Regions from separate parts of the Homo sapiens genome. Here region 2 is linked to region 1. The links are chromatin contacts, found by POLR2A ChIA-PET in ENCODE. All regions are on one chromosome and are shown on one strand. Each heading gives the region's core, a stretch centred on a gene start or an enhancer-like site at or near the end of the contact. The rest is flanking DNA. Distances are from core to core; before and after follow the strand shown. Region 1 holds the start of SPNS3 (SPNS lysolipid transporter 3, sphingosine-1-phosphate (putative)). Region 2 holds the start of MPDU1 (mannose-P-dolichol utilization defect 1).

Region 1 (6,860 bases), core at 584-3,083:
GCACGATCTTGGCTCACTGCAACCTCTGCCTCCCGGGTTCACATGATTCTCCTGCCTCAGCCTCCTGAGTAGCTGGGACTACAGGTGCACACCACCACACCCAGCTACTTTTTTGTGTATTTTTAGTAGAGACAGGGTTTCACTATGTTGGCCAGACTGGTCTCGAACTCCTGACCTCGTGATCCGCCCGCCTGGGCCTCCCAAAGTGCTGGGATTACAGGCATGAGCCACCGCGCCTGGCCTATCTTGTCTCTTTGTTGCTTTTAATCCAAAACAGTCCCTCAGAATATTTTTTTTTTTTCGAGACAGAGTTTTGCTCTTGTTGCCCAGGCTGGAGTGTAATGGCGTGATCTTGGCTCACCACAACCTGTGCCTCCCGGGTTCAAGCAATTCTCCTGCCTCAGCCTCCCGAGTAGCTGAGATTACAGGCACCTGCCACCATGCCTAGTTAGTTTTGTATTTTTAGTAGAGACGGGGTTTCTCCACATTGGTCAGGCTGATCTTGAACTCCCGACCTCAGGTGATCCACCTGCCTCGGCCTCCCAAAGTGCTGGGATAACAAGCGTGAGCCACCACGCCTAGCTCCCTCAGTCTTTCTTAGTCTTTCATGACTCTGACATTTTTCAATATACAGTCCCTTTAAAGAAATAGTGTTTCTCAATTTGGGCTTGTCTGATGTTTTTTCATTTTAAAAATTAAAAAAAAAATTTTTTTTTTTGAGTTGGGGTCTTGCTTTGTCACCCAGCCTGGAGTGCAGTGGCACGAACATGGCTCACTGCAGCCTCGACTTCCCAGGCTAAGGCGATCCTTCCTACCTCAGCCTCCCAAGTAGCTGGGACTGTGGACGCACACCACTACACCCGGCTATTTTTTTTTAAAATTTTTTATTTTTTTGGTATTTTTGTAGCAATGGGGTTTCACCATGTTGCCCAGGCTGGTCACAAACTTCTGGGCTTGGATGATCCTCCTGTCTTGGCCTCCCAGTGTTAGGATTACAGGTGCGAGCCACCGCGTCTGGCTGATGTCTTCTCATGATGAGATTCCGGTTGTGCCTTCCTGGCTGGAATGCCACATAGATGATGCTGTGACCTGCGAAGACCTTCACATCTGGAGGCACACGACACCCTCCTGCCTCTCACAGGTGATTTATTTTAACCCCTTGGTCAAGATGTCTGATTCCTCTACTGTATAGTTACTCTTTTTCCTTTTGTTACTAATAAGCAATCTATCAAGAGATGCTTCGTGACCGTGCTGACACCCTCCCCCCTCACTGAAGTCTTCCCCCCAGATTTAGCCCCCACTGATGAGTTTTGCACACAGGCTGTCTTCTTGTAGGCAGCCCCCTCTGCTACCTTTGTTTTTCCGGGAAGGACCTTAGATCCTGGGTAGGTGCTCATCCTGCCTGGCAGTCGAGTGCAATGCTGCTGTCCTGGCCAATGCCCAGCCTTCCTCATTTGCCCCGGCTTCAAGGCATTGGTTCACAGTCCCGTACGGGCAGCTAGACCATCTCACAGCAAGCAGCACTCTGGGAGGCTCATCTCATTTCCTGCCCTGGAAGCTTCCCTTCCTCACTGCAGCCACTGAAGCTGCAGGCTAGATCAAGGGGACCACAGAGTTGTCCAGTCCCCAGGGTGGGGGTGCCAGGAGCCCTTGTCCTCCGTAGCAGGTCTCAGAGGCTGACGATGGGGAAATCGCACTGGTGAAGCTGCCGTGGGGTCAGGAGGAACCTGCGATAAGACGCCCAACAGTTAGGGCAGGTGCTTTGAGGTTTGGAGCCTGGGACCCCACAGGAAGTGACTTCGTGCTGAGCTAATGTTGCTTCATCCTGGCGCCAGTCTCAGGCCAAGAGCTGCAGGCTGGCATGGCTGGGGGGATGTCAGCGGAGTGCCCTGAGCCTGGGCCAGGAGGTCTGCAGGGCCAGTCCCCAGGGCCAGGCAGGCAGTGTCCCCCTCCCATCACGCCCACCTCCTGGAGCCTGCCCCCGTGGAGGGCCTACGTGGCTGCCGCCGTCCTCTGCTACATCAACCTCCTGAATTACATGAACTGGTTCATCATTGCAGGTGAGGAGGGGATGGCTACCCTGGGCAGTACCTGCTGCTGTGCCCACCAGCCAGGGGCTGCAGATCCATGGTGGCCTTCCAGCCATCACCCATCTTTCTGCTCCTGGGCCCATCTCTGGTGTTCTCACCTCTAGAGGTGGTTTTCAGCTGTGCTCGAATCGGGGAGGACCAACTGATGTTCCCAATCCAGCCTCAACTAAGAAGGGACACAGGCTGGGCATGGTGGCTCCCGCTTGTAATTCCAGCACTTTGGGAGGCTGAGGCAGGAAGATTGCTTGAGCCCAGGAGTTTGAGACCAACCTGGACAACATAGTGAGACTCTGTCTCTATTTATTTATTTTTTTTTTTGAGACAGAGTCTCGCTCTGTCGCCCAGGCTGGAGTGTAGTGGCGCAATCTCAGCTCACTGCAACCTCTGTCTCCCAGGTTCAAGTGATTCTCCTGCCTCAGCCTCCCGAGTAGCTGGGATTACAGGCGTGCACCACCACATCCGGCTAATTTTTGTATTTTGAGTAGAGGAGGAGTAGGGACGGGGTTTTACCATGCTAGTCAGGCTGGTCTCGAACTCCTGACCTCAGGTGATCCACCCGCCTCGGCCTCCCAAAGTGCTGGGATTACAGGCATGAGCCACCGTGCCCGGCCTTTTTTTTTTTTCTTGAGACAGAGTCTCAATCTGTTGCCCAGGCTGGAGTGCAGTGGCGCGATCTCGGCTCACTGCAACTTCTGCCTCCCAGGTTCAAGCGATTCCTATCTCAGCCTCCCGAGTAGCTGGGACTACAGGCGCATACCACCATGCCAGGCTAGTTTTTGTATTTTTAGTAGAGACGGGGTTTTGCCGTGTATGCCAGGCTGTCTCGAACTCCAGACCTCAGGTGATCCGCCTGCCTCGGCCTCCCAAAGTGTTGGGATTATAGGCATGAGCCCCTGCGCCCAGCCGAAACTCTGTCTCTATTTAAAAAATTAAAAATATTTTAGGGCTGGGTGCGGTGGCTCAGGCCTGTAATCCCAGCACTGTGGGAGGCCAAGGTGGGCGGATCACTTGAAGTGAGGACTTTGTGACCAGCCTGGGCAACATGGTGAAACCCCGTCTCTACTAAAACTACAAAAATTAGCCGAGCATGGTAGCGGGCACCTGTAATCTCAGCTACTGGGGAGGCTGAGGCAGAGAATTGCTTGAACCTGGGAGGTGGATGTTGCAGTGAGCCGAGATCCCACCATTGAGCCAAGATCCCACCATTGCACTCCAGTCTGGGCGACAGAGCAAGGCTCTGTCTCAAAAAAAAAAAAATAAAAAATAAAAAATAAATAAATAAATAAATATTTTTTAAAAATTAAGGGAGGGCACAGTGGGGGTGGGGCCAGAGACATAATGAGGGGTGGGTGGGTGAGGACAGCAGGCAGGACTTCCAGGCAGAGGCCCCCAGGTTCTAGGTGGAGGACAGGGTAGCCTGGGCCAGACAAGAATAGCTCCTGCTGGCTGTGTTTCTAGGACAACAGGCTGCTCGCAAACCTCACACGTCCTGCCTTCCTTCTTGCAGGCTTCAGGGCTCAACCTGCTCTGTCTTCTGTCACTCATTCACTAACTCACTCACTCATTCATTCATTCAAGACTGATCAGGGGCCAGGCGTGGTGGCTCACGCCTGTAATCCCAGCTACTCGGGAGGCTGAGGCAGGACAGTCGCTTGAACCCGGGAGGCGGAGGTTGCGGTGAGCTGAGATCGTGCCACTGCACTCCAGCCTGGGCGACAGAGCGAGACTCCGTCTCAAACAAAGACAACAACAATAACAACAGCTGATTGAGGCTCCACTTGCTCTTCTCTTCTTGTCATTCATTCATTCAAGACCGGCTGAGCACTAACTGTGGGCAGGACCCCCTGCTGGCTGCTGTGGACCCAGGGAGGAAATCGGACTTGGAGTTCCTGAACTCAGGAATGACCATCTCATGGGGCAGAGATAGAGGCTGGTTGATGGCAGTCCTGCGAGGCGGAGAGGTGCGGCCAGACAAGGGGGAGGCACAGGCCGGGCTGGGAGCTCAGGAGGGTGCCTGCAGCTGCCAGGCATCTCTGAGACCTGGGCATCGATCTGTCAGTTACCAGCTCAGCATGCCAGAGAGTGGCTATGGAATCATGAAACTCTAGGGGCTGCAGAGCCATCCCCAGACCTGGTCATCGTCTTTGAGGAGCTCAGAGGTCAGGAGCTTCTCCTCACATGAGGTCAGGAGTTCGAGACCAGCCTGGGTAACATAGAAAAACCTTGTCTCTACAAAAAATTTAAAAAATTAGCCAGGGACAGTGATGTCTTCAGCCTCTCGGGAGGCTGAAGCAGGAGGATTGCTTGAGGCTGAAGCAGGAGGATTGCTTGAGGCTGAAGCGGGAGGATTGCTTGAGGCTGCGGTGAGCCCTCTAGCCTGAGTGACAGAGCAAGATCTTATCTAAACCCCTAAAGACAAAAAGCCAAAACAAAGCAAAACAAAACACATGAAACAAAAAACCCCAAAGGGGTGTATGGGGTGAGAACAGAGCTTCTTGGGTGCCAGACTGGGAGCTTGGACTTTCTGCCTTGGGCAATGGGGAGCCATATAATTGGATTTGAGGCCCTGATGGAGGCAAAATGAGCCAGGGAGTCAGTTCAGAGGCTGCTGTAGTGGATCAGGCCAAAGCTGAGGAGGCCTGAGTTGGAGTGTGGGCCAAGGGCACGCAAAGGCGAGAAGGGGCAAGAGGTGGATGGGAGCCAGGAATCACCAGTGTGGAGCTCTCTGAACCCACGAGCCTGGGGACCCGCTATCTCTGCCGCTAGCCCTGGAGGTCCCTGGCTGGGCCCTAAGACCCTGAGTCTTGCCTGTCCAGGTCCCTTCTCCATCAGCACTTCCTCTGTATGTGCAAGAAAGGGGGCTGTGGTTACTGTGGGGATAGAGACCTGGAGAAGTGAAACCGTGCTGAGCATCTGGGAACTGGTGGGGGTAAACAGCTAAAATGTTCTTGCAGGAAACAGCTCTTATGGGGCCAGGGTGGTAGGCTACAGATGAAAGCAAGGGTGGGTGCACGCTTGGCTCTGGATCACCTCTAGAGTACCATGGGGCTGAGAGGAGCCCAGGAGGAGAGAAAACAAGGGGATGAGTCCTCATTCCTGAAAATGGAAGATGGGCACAATTTGGAGCATTTTCGTTTAGCTATTTATTTTGCTTACCTGTGTTGTCTCCTTTTTTTCTTTCCAATGACTGTCTTCTTTGTGTATTTAAAATAATAAAAGGGGGACTTTGAGAGGCCGAGGCAGGTGGATCACCTGAGATCAGGAGTTCGAGACCAGACTGGCCAAAATGGTGAAACCCCGTCTCTACTAAAAATACAAAAATTAGCCAGGCGTGATGGCGGGCACCTGTAATCCCAGCTACTTGGGAGGCCGAGGCAGGAAAATTGCCTGAACCCAGGAGGCAGAGGTTGCAGTGAGCTGAGATCGTGTCACTGCACTTCAGCCTGGATGAAATAGTGAGATTCAGTCTCAAAAATAAATAAATAAAATAAAAATAAAAAACAAAATATTAAAAGGGGAAAAAGACATAACAGTTTGTATGCCAGGTTGCAGTGGCAATTGGGGACAAATTAAATGTCTAAACAAAGATTTCTTTTTTTTTTTTTTTGGAGACGGAGTCTCACTCTGTCGCCCAGGCTGGAGTGCAGTGGCATGATCTCAGCTCACTGCAACCTCCGCCTCCCAGGTTCAAGCGATTCTCCTGCCTCAGCCTCCTGAGTAGCTGGGACTACAGGCCTGTGCCACAACATCTGGCTAATTTTTTGTATTTTTAAATAGAGATGGGATTTCACTGTGTTAGCCACGATGGTCTTGATCTCCTGACCTCAAGATCTGCCGGCCTCGGCCTCCCAAAGTGCTGGGATTACAGGCGTGAGCCACCACGTCCCTCCCTGAGCAAGGATTTTTTGCTTTGCTCCTCTGATCCCTTGATCTTCATGTGCATGGGGCAGCTCTTAGAGGTGTGCACGCAGGGCTTTCTTGGTGTGGGTGTTTCTGCGGGGACCCACTTGGGGGCTTCTGCTCCCCTTCTGTGGTTCTGGGTGTGTGGACAGGCTGCCTCTGGCTGAGATTTGAGCCCCAGCTCCCCCAGCTTCAGACGGGCAACCTTGGGCCGCTAAAGCCTCTGTTTCCTCATCTGTAGAATGGGGGCAATGACAGTCCCCCTCTTTTAGGATGACAACTGCGAGTGTACAGCTCAGGGCCTGGCTGTCAGTCACCTCCTGACTGATGAAAGTGAGGATTGTTCTTCTTCATAATAATGACAGGGCCAGAGCCGCATGGCTCACGTGAGCAGGTGCTGCAGACCCCGACCCTTTCTAGGACACCAAGAGGCTATCAGGAAACAGACCCTGGTGTCTGGGAGACCCACTTTCTCTCTCTACATTAGGCTGGGTGCCCACTGCTGTGCCTCTGGAAGAACAGGCTTGTGTGTGCACATGCGTGCAAGCCAGGACACGTTCGTCTTTTTATGTACATGTTCACCTATGCATTTCCAGTGTTTGTGCATGAGCGAGGCCACTGTGCTGTACAGCTCCAGGGACTTCCGTTTACACAGTGGCCTAAGTAAAGGGCTGTGCACTGAGCAGCGACAGGGGGCTGCCGCTCCTCTGACTGCAGTGTGGATGGCAGCCCTGAGCCTGTGCATACGCGGGCAGGCCTCTGGGTGCACATCTCACTGCACATGTGTCTGTGTGTCTGGGTGTATGAGTGAGGCTGGGTGTACATGTCTGTGAGAGTGAGTTCCTGTGTGTGTGTGTGTGTGTGTGTGTA
Region 2 (6,331 bases), core at 3,573-6,072, 3.1 Mb after region 1:
CTCCCCTTCCCTCTCCCACCTGCTACTGGGTGCATCTCTGCTCCCCCCTTCCCCAGCAGATGGTTACCTTTGGGCTGTTGCTTTCTTGTCACCATCTGAGTTCTCAGACGCTGGAAAGCCATGTTCTCGGCTCTGTGAATGACAATGCTGACTGGAGTGCTGCCCCTCTGTAAAGGGCTGGGTGTGGATGGTCACAAGCCCCTCACATGCCTCAGCCAAGAGGAAGTAGTACAGGGGTCAGCCCAGAGGTCCAGGGGAAAGGAGTGGAAACCGATTTCCCCACCAAGGGAGGGGCCTGTACCTCAGCTGTTCCCATAGCTACTTGCCACAACTGCCAAGCAAGTTTCGCTGAGTTTGACACATGGATCCCTGTGGATCAACTGCCCTAGGACTCCGTTTGCACCCATGTGACACTGTTGACTTTGCCCTGATGAAGCAGGGCCAACAGTCCCCTAACTTAATTACAAAAACTAATGACTAAGAGAGAGGTGGCTAGAGCTGAGGCCCCTGAGTCAGGCTGTGGGTGGGATCATCTCCAGTACAGGAAGTGAGACTTTCATTTCCTCCTTTCCAAGAGAGGGCTGAGGGAGCAGGGTTGAGCAACTGGTGCAGACAGCCTAGCTGGACTTTGGGTGAGGCGGTTCAGCCATGAGGCTGGCTGTGCTTTTCTCGGGGGCCCTGCTGGGGCTACTGGCAGGTAAGGAGGAAGGAGGCTGAGGGGAGGGGGCCCCTGGGAGGGAGCCTGCCCTGGGTTGCTAACCATCTCCTCTCTGCCAAAAGCCCAGGGGACAGGGAATGACTGTCCTCACAAAAAATCAGCTACTTTGCTGCCATCCTTCACGGTGACACCCACGGTTACAGAGAGCACTGGAACAACCAGCCACAGGACTACCAAGAGCCACAAAACCACCACTCACAGGACAACCACCACAGGCACCACCAGCCACGGACCCACGACTGCCACTCACAACCCCACCACCACCAGCCATGGAAACGTCACAGTTCATCCAACAAGCAATAGCACTGCCACCAGCCAGGGACCCTCAACTGCCACTCACAGTCCTGCCACCACTAGTCATGGAAATGCCACGGTTCATCCAACAAGCAACAGCACTGCCACCAGCCCAGGATTCACCAGTTCTGCCCACCCAGAACCACCTCCACCCTCTCCGAGTCCTAGCCCAACCTCCAAGGAGACCATTGGAGACTACACGTGGACCAATGGTTCCCAGCCCTGTGTCCACCTCCAAGCCCAGATTCAGATTCGAGTCATGTACACAACCCAGGGTGGAGGAGAGGTAAAGCTAAAACTGGGGGATGAGAGGGGAGGGAGGCAGGACTGGATATAGGCTCAGAGGGAAGAAGGAAGAGGGGACAGGGAACCTTGGCCGGCATCGCATGCAGTCTTGTGACCTTCCAGTCTTTAACTTCCGCAGGCCTGGGGCATCTCTGTACTGAACCCCAACAAAACCAAGGTCCAGGGAAGCTGTGAGGGTGCCCATCCCCACCTGCTTCTCTCATTCCCCTATGGACACCTCAGCTTTGGATTCATGCAGGTATAGCCATGACCTCAGTCTCACCCCTCACTCAGCCTCCCGGCGCCCCTCCCCTCCCAATCCCACACGCTACTCCTTCCTCTGTGGAGAGGGATACCACCTGCGCCTTCCTCTTCGCCCCACAGGACCTCCAGCAGAAGGTTGTCTACCTGAGCTACATGGCGGTGGAGTACAATGTGTCCTTCCCCCACGCAGCACGTAAGTAACCTCCTTCCCTTTCTCATTGCTACCACTAGACGCCAGGGTTCCTGAAAGGACTAAGCTGGGGCCAGGGAGGTGGATAGGATCTGACCCTTCCTCACTCCTCCAGAGTGGACATTCTCGGCTCAGAATGCATCCCTTCGAGATCTCCAAGCACCCCTGGGGCAGAGCTTCAGTTGCAGCAACTCGAGCATCATTCTTTCACCAGCTGTCCACCTCGACCTGCTCTCCCTGAGGCTCCAGGCTGCTCAGCTGCCCCACACAGGGGTCTTTGGGCAAAGTAAGACCTACCTACTCCTTCCCTCCTAGAATCCTCCCACTGCACTGAAAACCCCTTCCCCAGGCCCATAAGCCACTCATCTCTCTTCTTAACCCCCCAAATCTCGCTCTCCCAGCTTGTCATGGCTACAGGGCAGCTTTCTTTCCATCCTCTACAAGACTCTGCCAGTTTCCCCCTTTTATCACTGCTGAGTCACTGCGGTGAGCTCCTCACCAATCTCCTACTCCCCAGCATCCCCCCATTCCCTCCTCCCACCTTTATCCCAACCAGCACGTCACTGCAAATACCTACCTGCCCTATCCTTCCGCCAGGTTTCTCCTGCCCCAGTGACCGGTCCATCTTGCTGCCTCTCATCATCGGCCTGATCCTTCTTGGCCTCCTCGCCCTGGTGCTTATTGCTTTCTGCATCATCCGGAGACGCCCATCCGCCTACCAGGCCCTCTGAGCATTTGCTTCAAACCCCAGGGCACTGAGGGGGTTGGGGTGTGGTGGGGGGGTACCCTTATTTCCTCGACACGCAACTGGCTCAAAGACAATGTTATTTTCCTTCCCTTTCTTGAAGAACAAAAAGAAAGCCGGGCATGACGGCTCATGCCTGTAATCCCAGCACTTTGGGAGGCTGAGGCAGGTGGATCACTGGAGGTCAGGAGTTTGAGACCAGCCTGGCCAACATGGTGAAACCCTGTCTCTACTAAAAATACAATTAGCCAGGTGTGGCGGCGTAATCCCAGCTGGCCTGTAATCCCAGCTACTTGGGAGGCTGAGGCAGAACTGCTTGAACCCAGGAGGTGGAGGTTGCAGTGAGCCGTCATCGCGCCACTAAGCCAAGATCGCGCCACTGCACTCCAGCCTGGGCGACAGAGCCAGACTGTCTCAAATAAATAAATATGAGATAATGCAGTCGGGAGAAGGGAGGGAGAGAATTTTATTAAATGTGACGAACTGCCCCCCCCCCCCCCCCAGCAGGAGAGCAGCAAAATTTATGCAAATCTTTGACGGGGTTTTCCTTGTCCTGCCAGGATTAAAAGCCATGAGTTTCTTGTCACATGCCTTTCTATGCCTTCCATGGCTGGGTCTCAGGGAGCCGGAAGCAGCTGCTGAGGAGGGATGAAAATGTCAGTGTGTGACGATGCCTCATGGGTTCACCCCCCAAAGCCTGGCACAGCTGGTGTTGGGTCTGCCGTGCCTCCCTTCCTTCCTCCTCTTGGGGCCACTGGCTGCTCCAGTTCCCCATCCGTGGCAAGCCGGTAGAGCCATTCATCCCCGCAGCCTTCTTCCTGACCCTCGTACAGTTTCAAATGCAGCAGACAGCCAAAGCAATGAGTGGGGGGCTGTGGAACTTCATTCCCAAAGGCAGCGCCAGTGGCTCCTGAGCAATGAGAATGTCCTGTCCTGTCCACCATATTCAAGGCCAGCAGAAGAGCCCGATTAAACCCTCGCAGCACCTGGCATGCTCCTATCCCACCTACAAGGGGTTGAATCAAGAAGGAGCAGTGGGTACTCTGACCTCCACTGGGGGCTCCTGGGAACAGCATGCCCCCCACACGGGGCCACCTGCCAAGCCTAACTTCATGCCCCCAGTACTTGAGATGAGGAGTGTCACTCTCAGGACAGCCAAGGTCCAGATTCCAGAAAGGACCTCCCAGATGGCCACAGCCTGCACCAGCAGTGAGCGCCAGTCCCACCCATTACAGCTGGCTACGGCGCAATCCCTGGGAGCCAGGATGAGCAGCACCCCCCAGCCGTAGGAGCCCCAGGAGGCTTCCGGCCTCCAAGGCCCAGAGACTGCCCCACAAGGGCAGCCCTCACCTGGCAGGGCCCCAGCAGCCCCACCTCTGCCTGCAGACATCCGTGTGACCTTGTAGACTTTGGAGGGGGGCCGCCAAAGGGCTGATCCACAGCGGAATGACGCACGGGTGGGCACCGTGGGTTGGCGTCCCGGCGGTCGGTAACGAAGCACAACGCCCCCACCAGGTAGTCCAAGGTGCCCTTTCCCAAGCAGCGCTGCAGGGTCCACTCGGCCTCGCCGAAGTCTCTGCCCAGCACGTGGTGCGCCCTCGGGCCAGCGGGGAGGGGGCGAATCCCGGGACTGCCTCGCCAGGCCTCGGCTCCCCGGAGACTCTTGGGGGTCTGGGCCCCAAGGGTGATTCAGGTGCTGCCCTTCCCCGACCTGGGCTCGCCTCCCCCACCTCCTCCTCTGCTTCACTGTCCCGGGCCCAGCAGTTGCCGGCGCACTCATGCTCCGAGGCCTGAGCCAACCGGAGGCGAGACAAGCACAGGGCCCTGCGCGCAACCCGGCACCTAAGGAGGCCTGCCCGGTGCAGACTCTCCTGCTCCCACCGGCGCCCTTCCCTCTAGAGACGCTGAGAGAACGGGAGCTAGTAGCGCCCCCACCCAACGCCACCTCGGAGACTCCGGCTCCTTCTCTCTCAACTTCGAACAATACAAAGTGTGCTAGGAGAAGACAAGATGGCGCCCAGCAGGAGGAGCGGAGAAAGGCAGGGGTGTAAATCTGGCTTCCAAACTGGAAGCGTCAACAAAGGCGTGGGAGGTCTAACCGCGCAGGCGTGCAGCTTCGGCAAGCTTTACAATTCCAACAGCGCGTCCAAAACGTGGTCCCTGACTGAGACTTATTTTACGCCACTAGAGTGAGGGTGGGTAGCGTCAGAAAGAGCGGGGCACGGGGCGGGCCAGCTTCGCCGCGGGAAAAGAACGGGAGGCGGAGTGTCCGCAGCGCGCACGCGCAACGAAAGTCAATGGCGGTCTGGAGAGACTGGCGGAAGCTAGCTTTGCAATATGGCGGCCGAGGCGGACGGACCGCTTAAACGGCTGCTCGTGCCGATTCTTTTACCTGAGAAATGCTACGACCAACTTTTCGTTCAGTGGGACTTGCTTCACGGTGAGTTTTATTCAGCATCCGATCCAAGTCCTACTCGAGTGACCGTGGGCCCTTAGTCCAAGCCTTGATCGGCGACTAAGTGACGGCAGTGACTGCCGCCATGCCGAGCTGGACGGAAGTCACTTCTGAGAAGGGCGGAAGTGTCTCGGGCTCCTTAGAGGGAGGACACCATATTAGTGCCAGTGGGGAAGTCACCGGGTGGAATTACTTCTTTGTGGAGTTTGTGCTGTAGCGACAATGAAAAACGAAGAGTCAACTTTTATAAAACAAAATAAAAATTAAGTCAAATCATGCCAACCTTTATTAGATCGCTAGCAGGGTTAAACTTAATTCAAAGCCCCTGATGAATCGGGCCTTCATTGCACCCCCAAAGGCTCCGCCACCCTGATTGCTTTCTTTCCAGCCTCCAGGTTTGCTCATAGTCTGATTTCGGAATAATTTGCCTCCCTTCCTTTTTCTGATTGCGAGACAGCTCCACAAGGGTCACCGTCAGACCGTTTGGGGAGCGTCAGTCTGCCCCTGTCAGTTCATGGTACCTCTCTTGAGCTCGTGGGGCACTTTGTTTTAGCCGCATTCATGACCCGTGAGAGTCAGACTCCCACTAGACCAAGTTCCTTGAGGGGAAGGCTTCAAGGCTAGAGAAGTTGTGGATGGCCAGGGCATAAAAGCAAGCCTTGAAAGGGTAAGGTTTAGTCCCTGAGTAGGGGCCAGGGACAGTCAGAGTGTTCAAGAAAGAGTGGTATGGGGCGGGCACGGTGGCTCACGCCTGTAATCCCAGCACTTTGGGAGGCCGAAGCGGGTGGATCACCTGAGGTCAGGCGTTCGAGACCAGCCTGGCCAATAGGGCGAAACCCCGCCTCTACTAAAAATACAAAAAATTAGCCGGGCGTTGTGGCAGGCGCCTGTAATCCCAGCTACTCGGGAGGCTGAGGCAGGAGAATCGCTTAAACCCGGGAGACAGAGGTTACAGTGAGCCAAGATCGTGCCATTGCACTCCAGCCTGGGCAACAAGAGTGAAACTCCGTCTCAAAATTAAAATAAGAAAAAAAAAATGGTATGAAGACTTGTCTTTGGAGAGAGAAGACATGTGAAATGGGGCACCCATTGGCCCAGAGAAGGGAAATAAAGGATCAGAGAGCTCTTGGGCATTTCTCAGCTTTATATGGGGAAGCAATGGAGAGCCGTGGAGGTCAAGCCAAGTTTGGGTGTTAATTTATAGGGAATGGAAGATTGGATGTGGGGGGTGGTAGGCATCGGAGAAAAGCTGTTTTGGAAAGTAACAGTCTGGGGCCCGGTGCGGTAGCTCGAGCTTATAATCCCAGCACTTTAAGGAGGCTGAGGCAGGTGGATCATCTGAGGTCAGGAGTTCGAGACCAGCCTGGCCAACATGGTGAA

Evidence for each region. ChIA-PET counts read pairs that join two places held with the same protein, here RNA polymerase II (POLR2A).
Region 2: POLR2A ChIA-PET joins it to region 1 with 12 read pairs in WTC11. The contact joins the promoter of MPDU1 here to the promoter of SPNS3 in region 1. POLR2A ChIA-PET finds 5 or more read pairs at or near these places in 2 of 52 experiments (WTC11 and activated T-cell).

What each region holds. Positions count from the first base shown.
Region 1 is chr17:4,432,107-4,438,966 of GRCh38, forward strand. It overlaps SPNS3 (SPNS lysolipid transporter 3, sphingosine-1-phosphate (putative)), which reads left to right and starts at 1,834. Exons shown (of 12, transcript NM_182538.5): 1 at 1,834-2,060. The coding sequence starts at 1,862. RefSeq lists an enhancer at 1,896-2,550.
Region 2 is chr17:7,579,030-7,585,360 of GRCh38, forward strand. MPDU1 (mannose-P-dolichol utilization defect 1) reads left to right here and starts at 4,823. Exons shown (of 7, transcript NM_004870.4): 1 at 4,823-4,936. The coding sequence starts at 4,834. MPDU1-AS1 (MPDU1 antisense RNA 1) reads right to left here and starts at 5,063. Exons shown (of 2, transcript NR_136402.2): 1 at 4,889-5,063; 2 at 2,945-3,134. CD68 (CD68 molecule) reads left to right here and starts at 609. Exons shown (of 6, transcript NM_001251.3): 1 at 609-697; 2 at 781-1,298; 3 at 1,437-1,556; 4 at 1,682-1,754; 5 at 1,867-2,037; 6 at 2,349-3,082. The coding sequence starts at 649. The coding sequence ends at 2,482. RefSeq lists enhancers at 3,647-4,520, 4,472-4,521, 4,521-5,395, 4,632-5,161, 5,396-6,268 and 2 more.